Regions from separate parts of the Homo sapiens genome. Here region 2 is linked to region 1. A link is a contact called in ENCODE Hi-C data. All regions are on one chromosome and are shown on one strand. Each heading gives the region's core, a stretch centred on a gene start or an enhancer-like site at or near the end of the contact. The rest is flanking DNA. Distances are from core to core; before and after follow the strand shown.

Region 1 (5,831 bases), core at 1,356-3,855:
TTTCAGAACAGCTGTTGCTTTAGACATAAAAAATAAGCTGATTTAGTAAAATATGGTCACTGGAAGTAAGTGTCTGTAGATAAGAATTAGATAAAGGCCTTTCCTCCTTATAGAGCTTTTTATTCCAATGTAAACAGCACCAGTGAATTTTCATAAAACAGGTTTGTTATTTTCCCCTCATTTTCTATAATTGTAATTCTTATCTGCCATACTGTTACCATTTCTTCCTCTCTATAATCAGGACTGGACAGCCCATGTAACACTGTTCAATTTGTAAACAAAAAATTAAAGCTCGGAACACATACAGGTTATCTTTTACATTTTCATTCTACAGCGCATCAGGTATATTTATAAAGCTTTTGCTCTTCTCAACACACTACAAAAATATATAAAAACCACATTTGTTTTTAGCCAGCAAATATTAATAAAACAAATATCTTGTAACTGGAATATTTTAGAGACCACATATTTTAATTACATCCTCTTGACTAAATCGCCTTCTTCATAAATCCATATATGTATCCAGTGCATATTTATTAGTTTACATGCCCATATTTACTATGAATGAGTCAATCATTTTAGGTTCTTCAAGTGAAAGTGCTTCTGACAACAAACTATTCCTATAATAGCCCTAAATCCCCAAAAAAGTTGTTTTAAACCTGTGTAGAACGATGCATAGCTATTTCTAAAAAGTAAGACTACACACCAAAACATGCTTTGTCAGGAAAACTAATCCATGCACTTGAATATACCCCAAATATCTTATTTTTAATAAAGGTAGACCAACTTAAACATTGTCTAGAATTAAGCTATACTATTAAATTACTTGATTCCAGAAAGCGTCAAAAATCATTTGGCAGAAACTTAAAAAAGAAAATACTTACTCCTTGTCCCTTACTTCAAAAAAGGACTGGTTGGACCAATGTGATCAATATAACTGCATATATGTTAATCTACCTTAACATTTCCATCGATTAGCACTTGATCGTTACAAAGCCTTGTATGCAATTTTCTTGCAAAGGCTTCCCCCCGAAAGATGTAAGCACAAAACACTAGGCAGACACTCTTTAAAGTTTTATTTCACTAACTTCAGACCAAATTCCCACAACTGTGTTCTGGTCAATTTACTATCCTTGCTTGGCTTCCCCAAATGGTAGTACCAAAAGATTTGTGGGGTAGGGAGAAGAGACCACTTTAAGAAGCACTGCATTTACTCATCTTCCACAAGGCAACAGAGTTGGGCATCTGATTGTTCAACAAAACAAAGCTTTAATAGCATCCAGGAGGGCAGACAGGCAAACCACGCTGTAGACACTCTTCTATTTGTCAAAATCAGACCAGAGAAAACCTACTCCACACAGATATAATAGGTATTGATATTCATCTTTTCTTTTTCTGTTGCCGCAACATTTTTCTTCTTTTAATGATCATATCATGTAGTTTCTCAAGTCCTTCCTTTAGGCCATCTCCTATGATTGCACAGGTAGGCTGCAAATGCCAAGGAGTTGATGAGCTCAGTTCACCCATTGCTAACAATTTCTCAATTTCTGAAAGTGACAATGAGTTCCTCAAATCTTGTTTGTTAGCAACTATAAGTACAGGGACTCCCTGATTTTCTGATATCCTAGTTATTTTGTGAAGTTCAGTTTTGGCTTCTTCCATCCTTTCGACATCAACAGAGTCCACAACAAATACAATGCCATCTGTGCATCTGGTATATGACTTCCACAGTGGCCTTAATTTCTCCTGACCACCTACATCCCAGAAGTGAAAAGTGACTGTTTTAGAATTTCCCAAGGTTACCTTAATTTTCTCAGTGTTAAATCCTTTGGTAGGTACGGTATTTACAAATTCATTGAACTGCAGCCTGTATAAGACAGTTGTCTTTCCAGCACAGTCCAAACCCAGAATAACAATGTGGAAAGACTGAAATGAAGGCAGGTTGGACAGGATAGAAGTCTGGTCTGACAGCCCATTCCCCATTTCCAGGTGCAAATAAATGTCCCAAATTGAAATGCTTTTCTCTTCTTGGTTTACAACTTCTCTTGGTAGCTGATCCAGCTATAAGACTGCTGGGAGACGGAAGAAGGAATAAGTTATTCTCCCGAAATAATACATTAAAACAGGTTTGCTCTACTTTGCTAAAATAAACAACACGAAGAACTTACTATAACTTGCTGCGCTAAACAAACCAGACGAGATATGAAACGTACATGAAAACACACACAGTCCAAGACAAACGATGGAATAACAGTGATTGAAATTATCTGGTTTACTTAAATTGCAGTAATATGTACGTTTTTCTCCTGGGTCCCCAAACCTCAAAGACCTCATTCTGGAAAGAACCCAGTCACCAGTATCTGGTCTAAGTGGCCGTAACCACAAAGTGCCTATCTGGCAGAAAACTCATAGCAGATAGTCCTATCTTCGGAATCTAATTCCACATGCTTAACAGCATACCCAAGATCACTATTACCTCCTACCCCTTGCAAAATAACAACGTTCTCACCTCCCGATCTGGAGTCTGGGTCCAAATGAGAAAGCATTGGCAGGCGTTTCTACGCAGGGATAAGCACCCTTCCAGCTTAGCTCTCCAAGCAGCTCTGGCAGTTGCCGCACGAGAAACCTTGGACTCAGACTCCGACCACGCCCACTCCTCCCGGTCCACTCATGATCCCAAATCCCATTGGTCACCCGCATCAGGGAAGCCATGCAACTCCCGCCCCCGCTCCCTAATTGGTGAGGGTAACTGCCGCTCCCAGCGCGGCGGAGCTGAGCTCTCTCTCGGTCCACCGGCACCACCTGTTGCCCTTAAGTTAGAAAAGGCGGCGTTCCCAGAGGGAGCCGAGCAGCCGCTGCAGGTGAAGGGGAGCCTCGGGCGGTCAGGTCGCCGCCAGGCTGCCGGCTCCGTTCGGCCCGGCGCACCTGCAGCGCAGCCAGGGCGTCAAGCCAAGGCTCTCACATCCGGGGCCCGCAGTCACTGCCAACGCGTTAACCCTTTGTCCGCGGGCCCGAGGGTGCCGGCTGTTGCCGCGCGGGCCCCTGAGGCGCTAGAGATCCCACCTGGCGCGCCCGCCGGGATAAGCCCATCCTCCCCGAAGTGGGATCCCTTCACCCTGTCCCTCCGCACACGACCGGCTCTTCTCCCTCGGCAGGGCGTGGCCGCCCCGGCCGCCCACCCCGCCGCGGCTCACCTGACTAACCGTCCTTCCCTCTTCTTCATTCAGCGTCTCTCCCAGCCGCTGGGGAGGCGCGCTGATACCTGTTCCCTGGCACCAGGGAGGCGTGGGCGATGGCAGAGGACTGGGCGCCTGGCGGGCGCCGCGCGCCAGGCTGCCCTAACGGTGCTCGCCCGGCAGCTCCACGCGACAGTCCCCGCCCCCTGCCCGCGCGCCGCCCGGGCGCCGGCCTGTAGGGGGCGCGCAGGAGCCGCGTCTCCTAGCAACGCCAAAACAAGGTCGAGTTCGAATCGGCCTAGCGCTGGCTGCCCGCGAGGTCGGATGGGACTTCCGGCCTCACCCCTGAACGGTTGCTCCGGGTAGCTCTGTCTGCGGCGGCCCGCCAGCCTGGCACAGGCCCCGCCCGGCACCGCCTTCCCTCACGTCGTCTAGGGCGTCCGCGGGGCAGCAGCCACGTGATTCGCGGTTAGGGATTCCATAGTTCACGGGTTACGGCACACACGCGTTACGTATATATCGAGGTGACGTGGAAGTCCCCCAGTAGTTGACCTTAAACAGCCTGGGTTGACTGGCCTGGTAACTGCGCCTTCATTCGCTTTTTGTAGAGCAAATGAACGCGCTGTCTCACGTGTTTCTAGCAGCATCCCGGGGAACTGGCCACAGATAGAAATATTCCAGTTTGACACATAAGGAAATACACTCTGAAAGATGAAAGGGATGTTTCTTTTTTTCTTTTCTTTCAAATTGCTCACACAATTTTAATTGCAATAGATATAATTTCCAATATACCATTCAACTACACCATTTGTATGTGCTGGAGTGAGACAGGAGTATTTTGATTGAGTGTCCAGTTCTCTTTAAAACTAGCGTTTGCAGTTAACGACTTGGAAAATACAACACAAAAAGCCATCTAGCCTTTTTTTTTTTTTTAATCTCTATTTATCCCTTCAAAATTCCCTTTGTGGCCATATACATACTAGGTGGCTCTACCTGCAGAAAGCTGCATTTTCCAAGCAGCGGGAGAGTTTAATTCTTAACTTTCCTGTACTCCAGCCTCTGCTGGCTCCCTTGCATTTTTGTTTCCATCCTCTTCTTTGTCTTCTGTGCCTTTCGTTCTAGGTTAATCTGCGCAAGCTCTTCACTTTTGTCTGAATGTATTTTAGCGGTGAATTACTCCTTCTGGCTAAGAGCTTCACATCTTCAGTGTTAATGGTGGTGGTTTTCGCATGTCTTGCACACATTTCTAGATCTTGCACTGTCGAAAAGTCAGCTCCGAAATTGCTGCAATGATAAGTTTGCTGAACTGCATCTCTGCCCAATGCCACTTCCTCGCAAAGACAACCCACAGTGTAGTCCACTGCTGCCTCCTTTGGCCTCTGTTGGTAAGAAAATGGCTAAGAAAATCGCTGCTGCTCCTCCACCTCCACCTCCTCCTCCATCAGAACGGCGAGGCAAACGCGCAGAACAGAAAGGGGCTGTGGGGCAGCGGCCAGATTGGATTTTCTCTCCGCAGCCCCAAAGGGATGTTTCTAATGACCCAAGGAAAATTAGTGGTGGTCCTGGAACTGTTCATCTAAGTCTACTAGTCATCAAATGCAAAATGCTTTTCATTGGATGATTCTGACTAAATTTTGTCTTTGATCAATAAGTTCACAAATATTTATTGAACACCTAATAGGCAGTAGACACAATTCTGTGTGCTTGGGGATAAAATGGTGAGCAAAATACACTGTCCCTGCCCTTGTGGAATATTGGAGTCTCTATGGATGACTAAATTTATAAAATGTTTTCAGCGGTAATTTCAGGGTGCTTATGACAACCTGCAAAAGAAGTAATGACTTGAAGTTGTAGGAAAGCTTTAATCGACAAACATCTTTTTGGTGAAGGCTGTAAGACTGTAACTTGGAAGAACCTATATGGTACACTTTTTTAAAAGTGTGCTTTTTTTCTTTTTAAATATGGATTGGAGTTTCCTCAAGAAATATCCTAGTTTTTCTCAAGACCGCTATTGCCAGTGATATTTATTTCTTTTATGACTAGCACAGGAACATGCATACTTGTCATACCGGATTCTTTAAAAAGTCGAGACCAACCTGGCCAACGTGGGGAAACCCCATCTCTACGAAAAACACAAAAAATTAGCCAGGCGTGGTGGCGGGCGCCTGTAATCACAGCTACTCAGGAGACTGAAGCAGGAGAATCGCTCGAGCCCGGGAGGCGGAGGTTGCCGAGCCGAGATAGCGGCATTGCACTCCAGCCTGGGCAACAAGAGCGAAACTCCGTCTCAAAAACAACAAAAACAAAAACAAAAAACGACGTAAAAACCTAAGTTCTGAGCACAATGCATAATCTCAAGACAGCCACACTAATTTTGGGAATAAGAGCTAGAAATATCAAATGGCATATTCTATAAACATGAATCTATTATAAACTAAGGATTGCCTGATTAGTTATAATTGTGAAATCTCATTAGCCATTCACATAATCAGCTAATAATTGATAAAGGGCTTAGTGCAATAACCTATTTCCTTTTATTGGAAATTCAATAGGGATTCTTTATTAAACTGGGATAACTTGCAGATTCTCCTTAAGTCAAGAATTTAGAGCAAGAAAATTCTGTGGCCACCCTCTGTTTACAGTAGTTTTGAAATC
Region 2 (5,503 bases), core at 520-3,019, 1.7 Mb after region 1:
TCTCAGATTCCTTCAATTGAAACTGTATATATACATAAGGTACACTGAACAGAAAATACAAAGGAAAATCATACTTTTCTGTTTTCCAGTTTAGTACAATGTGAATATACGACCTTTAAAAAAAGTTTTTAAAATTACTAAATATAGTGAGCAAGCATGCATGACTTATACTTCAGAGACATCTGAAAGGCCCAATCCACAAGGTCCAGCACCTACTATAATTTGAAGTGCAACTCTTACTCTGGTCAATTTTATTCTAGTAAAAGAGCTAATACACAAAAAAAGCAAAACTCCCCTAAGAGATTGTCAAGTGATCTGAAAAAAGAAGAACCCTGCTCAGGGACTATTAATGGTCCACACACCTCTCAGGATACTTTTCTACTTCGGGATATCTTTCAGTTTTTTCCTCTATAATATAAGCATAAATATATTTTAAGGTGTAAAACAGAGAAATCCTTTTGCATCTTTGGAAAAAGTCCTTCCCCTGACTGCTAATTATCTCTGAGGAAAACAGAAGCAATTATAGGTCTAGTGACAGGATCTAAAGGCAAAATGGGAAATCAAATGGACAAAATAAATGAAGTTTACGTGCTTTCACTTAAAATTGGCATTTTAATCAAAACCGATTTAAAAAGTCTAAAAATAAGCCTAACTCCAGAAAGCTGGGAAAGGGGAAGAGAGAAGGAAATATTTACCTGAGGCATCTCCAACTTTAAAATCACTGTCATCTGAACTATCATAATCAAGAGCTTCCAGCAGAGAAGCTGCCAAAGGCTTCACCTGCCTCCTCTTGGAGCTGCGATCCACTGTGAAGAGAAAAAAATTACATTGTCATTCATAATCACACCAAACACAGGGGAGAGTTGTGGTGCTAAGAGAACATAAAGATGACCTCGCACAAGGAATTTTTGTCTAACTGAGTTCTCAGCAAAAGGGGTCAGGAGAAGGTTGGGGTGCAGAAGCAGGGTGGGGAGGGCTGGACAGCTCCACGGGCAGTTTCAAAGGCAGCTCCAGCCCTGATGCTGCCAACGCCAACTCAGACCAGCTAAAATCGAAGCTGACCCTCTTGCTCATCTTTTCGAGATGTTTCTGCACCTTCCTCGTAATCCCCCACTTAGACATCGTAACAGTCAATAAAAACGGCAAAAATCAGGGAATAAAACAAGCGGGCTTCATTCCCGCGGACCATGGAGGGCGAGGGTCCACCAATCCTGCTTTCCCGCAGGACTCTCCCACCCCTGCCCTGCTCCCACCGGCCCTGACTTCTAGAATGGCTGAAATGGACCTCTCGCCGCAGAGGCCTCGGATACACTTACTAAGGAATCCGTGAGGTGGTCGTTTGGAGAAGACTTAGGGAGAGGCTGCAGGAGCCCAGGCAGCGCCGAGGTCGGGGACTGGGGCCGCGAAGACAAGTCCGAAAGATGCTATTTAAAACCGGCGCGCAGCCAGCCGGACAGGGGCGCTCCCAAGAGTAGCCCCGCGGTCCCCTAACCCCCCGCCCCCCCGGCCTCGCCTGGCCCTGGCCGCTCGAGCCCCTTCCCACAGCGCTCCCTGGCCGGAGAAGACCTCCGGCCCAGGCAGCGCAGTCAACCCGGCGGCCCCGGGGAGTTAATTTCTCCCGTTAAAACTAGAAGAAAAAAAATTAAAGAAAGAAAAACTTTATTAGCCTGGACCAGAAGCAACGAAAGACCAGAAATTGCACAGCGCGAGGGCGGCTGCCTCAGACAATAGGGAAAGCAGCGACCCGGATACAGCTCTGAAAAGGAAGTGAAAACACGAGGCTGAGCGCAGCCCTGAGAGCAGCAGGAATTGAGGGCGCATGCGCAGGACTCGCCCCCGCGCACCCTTCCCGAGCAGGAGCCGAACAGAGCCGAGTGAAAGCCCAGGGAGCCGCGCGGAGGCGAGCGGAGCCGAGTAGTGCCAAGGCGGAGCAGAGATCCCCGCCAAACCCTGTGCAATTCCGCCCATAAACCCCAAAGGCTCCGCCCTCTCCGCGCCTAATTCACCTCCTGAGTCCAAATCCCTGGGAGGCCAGTTTTTGTTTCTGATCTGTTTTTTAAGGATTTACTGAGTAAACGTTCCACAAAGGGATGTTTGCTACCTTAAGCCACTACCAATATTTAAATGATATTGTCACCGGTAGAGGATCGTGACTGCAAGTTGTCCAGGTTCTTGGCGTTTTTAACAAAGAATTGGACAAAACGCCCAGCAAAGCAAAGAAAGAATGAAGCAACAAAACAACAAAAGCAGGGACTTATTGAAAATTAAAGCACGCTCTGTACGGAAGCGACCTGAGCAGCGGCTCAAGGGCCCGGATACAGAATCTTGAGTCCAAATACCCTCTAGAAGCTTCCTATTGGCCACCTAATGCTCACCTCATGTAAATGAAGTAACGCGCAATCAGTCTGATTGGTTGCAGAAAGCAGCCAACCAGAGGCTGAAGTGAAGTTACAAAGGTCATGCTCCTGTGCAAACATTGGTGCAAAAAGCAATCAATCAGAGGCTAGGGTGAAGTTACAAAGTGGTATACCTCTATGCAAAGGAAGATTTCCCCTGCAATCAGTTTGATTTCTTGCAGATGGTGAAGTTACAAAGTGATACTTCTATGCAAAGGAAGACTCTCCTGCAATCAGTCTGATTTGCTGCCCACAGCCAATTTCCCATCTGCCCTGCAGAAAAAGTGGGGGTTTGCAAAGGGAGTAGCCTCTGGTCCTTTTGTTACTTAGGCATGGAAAGTTAGGGGTTTCCTTTCAATTTAGTTCTTAGGAAGTCGGAGTGACACATCCTTAGGTTCCCTGCCTCCACACCCTATTCTCCTGCCTCACTCTCACCCAAACTATCATTGCCATGTGACCTCTCAAACTTTTCTATTGTGCTATAGAAACTTCTATTCCAAAATGTATAACCTACTTAGTAAACATTTTTCCTTTTCAATGCCCATTCTTTTTACCTCCTCATCTGAAATAGAAACAGTTACCCTGCAGCCCTCTCAAATGAAAACCACTCATCCTTCCATACTTCATTTTCTCAAGGTGCAGAAGTGGCATCCCATGCTTAATACTCCTCATTGCCTTTCAGATATTTATTCTTCCAGTTAAAATCCTAGGAACTTGGTTATTTTAAAAACTCCACTCTGGGAATTTCACTTCCATTCTACTTTAAACACCAACCATATCATGGACTGATAGTCTTATCTATGAAATTATAAATCCAAATATTCCACTGTTTGACAATAGCCTTTTAGATTTATTTGGAGCAATTATGCTGAATCATCTAAAAGAGAAATTCAAAATCTGGCATTCGTGTTTATGTAAAACTAATTTCTAGAAGGAGATTTTCAGAATCAAAATGTATTAATTCATTTACTTTAATAAATAACACCTAGTTGCTCTAGAAAAACTGTACTGCCGGGTGCGGTGGCTCACGCCTGTAATCCCAACACTTTGGGAGGCTGAGGCGGGTGGATCACTTGAGGTTGGGAGTTCGAGACCAGCCTGCCCAACATGATGAAACCCCGTGTCTACTAAAAATACAAAAATTAGCTGGGCGTGGTGGCACATACCTGTAATTCCAGCTACTTGGGAGGCTGAGGCAGGAGAATCACTTGAACCTGGGAGGCAGAGGTTGCAGTGAGCAGAGATCACGCCACTGCATTCCAGCCTGGGTGACAAGAGTGAAACTCCGTCTCAAAAAAAAAAAAAAAAAAGTCTGTACTAATATATATACCACCAAGAGTGGATAAGAATTCTTTCTAGTTTTCCAAACCTGTGGCCATTGGATATCAGCAATCATTTTTTTTTAACTTTTAATTTTGAAGTAATTTCAGATTTACCAAAAAGTGCAATAATAATACTGAGTTTTTGTACATCCTTCACCTAGCTACCACTAATATCAGTATCTTATATAACCATAATACATTTATCAAAACTAAGAAACTAACATGAGTACAGTTTTGTTGACTAAACACTTTATTTATATTTCACTAATTTTCCTACTAATGTCCTTTTTTCTGTTCCAAGATCCAATCCAGAAGACAATATTGCATTTAGGTTATTAATCTTTTGCAATTCATGTATTGAAAGAAAGTAAGAGAAGGAAAGAAGGAGAAAAGGAGGGAAGGAAGAGAGGGAGGGAAAAAGGAAGAAGAAAAGTAGGGTAAAAAGAAAAGAAAAAAATTACCTAATTCCTTTTTTTGACCTGCATTCAATAAACATGGAAAGAACTGCTGGTTGTTTCCCAATACCCATTATCTCCTTTTTCTTCAAAAATGGAAGCTCCAAATTTTAACTGGGCATAAGTTTTCAAAGAATAAAGACATAATATACCAACTTTCTTGATGTTGCTTGGAGTTATGCAGTTAAGTTCTGGCCAATTGCATGTCAGCAGAAACAGTACGTGCAACTTCCAGGAAATGATATTAAATGAAGGGGCTTGAACTTTTCCCTCCCTTTTGTGAATGCTTGTTATTGCTTTTTCTTGCCTAATTGCTCTGCCTAGAACCTGCAGAACATTGTTGAATAAATGTGGTGAGGGAAAGACTTCTTTGTCTTGTTTCTGACTTTAGGAAGAAAACTTTCAGTCTTCCACTTAGTCTTATGTTATCTATAGTTTTTCAAAGATGCCCTTTTTCAGGTGGAGGAACTTTCCTGTTCCTAGTTTGCCAACTGTTTTTATCATGAAAGAGCTTCGAATTTTATTAAATACTCTTTCTCTGTCTATTGAGATGATCATGTGATTTTTGTACTTTATTTTTTCAATATAGTATATTACTATATTGCTTGATTTTTATTTGTTTAATCAACCTTGCACTTCTAGTATAAATTCTACTTAGTCATGTTGTATAAATCTTTTTATAGATGCTAGATTCAGTTTGCTAGTATTTTGTTGATTTTTGCACCCATATTTATAAAGGAAATTACATTTTGATGTCATATAAAGAATTTGTCTTTATTGGTTGTAAACTGGCTATAATAGCATCTCCAATAATATTCTGCTGAACATCTTTAAGGCGTATGTGATAAATTACTCTTGGCATTCTTAACTCAGAATTTTTTGGGGGAGCTGTAGGGGGATGGAGTATTGCTTTGTTGCCCCGGCTGGAGTGTGTAGTGGCAGCAATCTCAGCTCACTGCAACCTCCGCCTCCCAGGTTCAAGTGATTCTCCTGCCTCAGCCTCCCTGGTAACTGGGATTACAGATGCCTGCTACCATCCCTGGCTAAGTTTTATAATTTTAGTAGAGACAGGGTTTCACCATGTTGGCCAGGCTGGCCTTCAACTCCTGACCTCAACTGATCGCCCACCTCAGCCTCTCAAAGTACTGGGATTACAAGTGTGAGCCACTGCACCCAGCCTTAACTCAGAAAATTTTGAGTCTCCTAATGCTCTGCCATCTTCTTGGTAGAATATTTATGTTATGTAATCCATCATGTTTCTCTTTTATTCTAGTTGCCAGGTATTCAAATTCAAGATATTTATGCATGACTACACAAAGAAGAAGAATTA

Evidence for each region. Hi-C counts contacts between places; a loop is a spot of excess contacts on that map. Pooled maps may share reads with other maps.
Region 2: a pooled map shows a loop between it and region 1 (31-fold over the local background). The contact joins the promoter of PHF14 here to the promoter of ARL4A in region 1. A Hi-C loop is called at or near these places in 11 of 50 pooled maps.

Annotation. Positions count from the first base shown.
Region 1 is chr7:12,684,407-12,690,237 of GRCh38, reverse strand. It overlaps ARL4A (ARF like GTPase 4A), which reads right to left and starts at 2,605. Exons shown (of 2, transcript NM_005738.5): 1 at 2,510-2,605; 2 at 1-2,072. The coding sequence starts at 1,983. The coding sequence ends at 1,381. It also overlaps the pseudogene LOC100505995. RefSeq lists silencers at 3,041-3,090, 3,291-3,570 and an enhancer at 2,560-3,096.
Region 2 is chr7:10,970,138-10,975,640 of GRCh38, reverse strand. PHF14 (PHD finger protein 14) reads right to left here and starts at 1,769. Exons shown (of 18, transcript NM_001007157.2): 1 at 1,317-1,769; 2 at 696-806. The coding sequence starts at 1,317. RefSeq lists silencers at 925-974, 1,955-2,014, 2,525-2,574 and an enhancer at 1,705-1,999.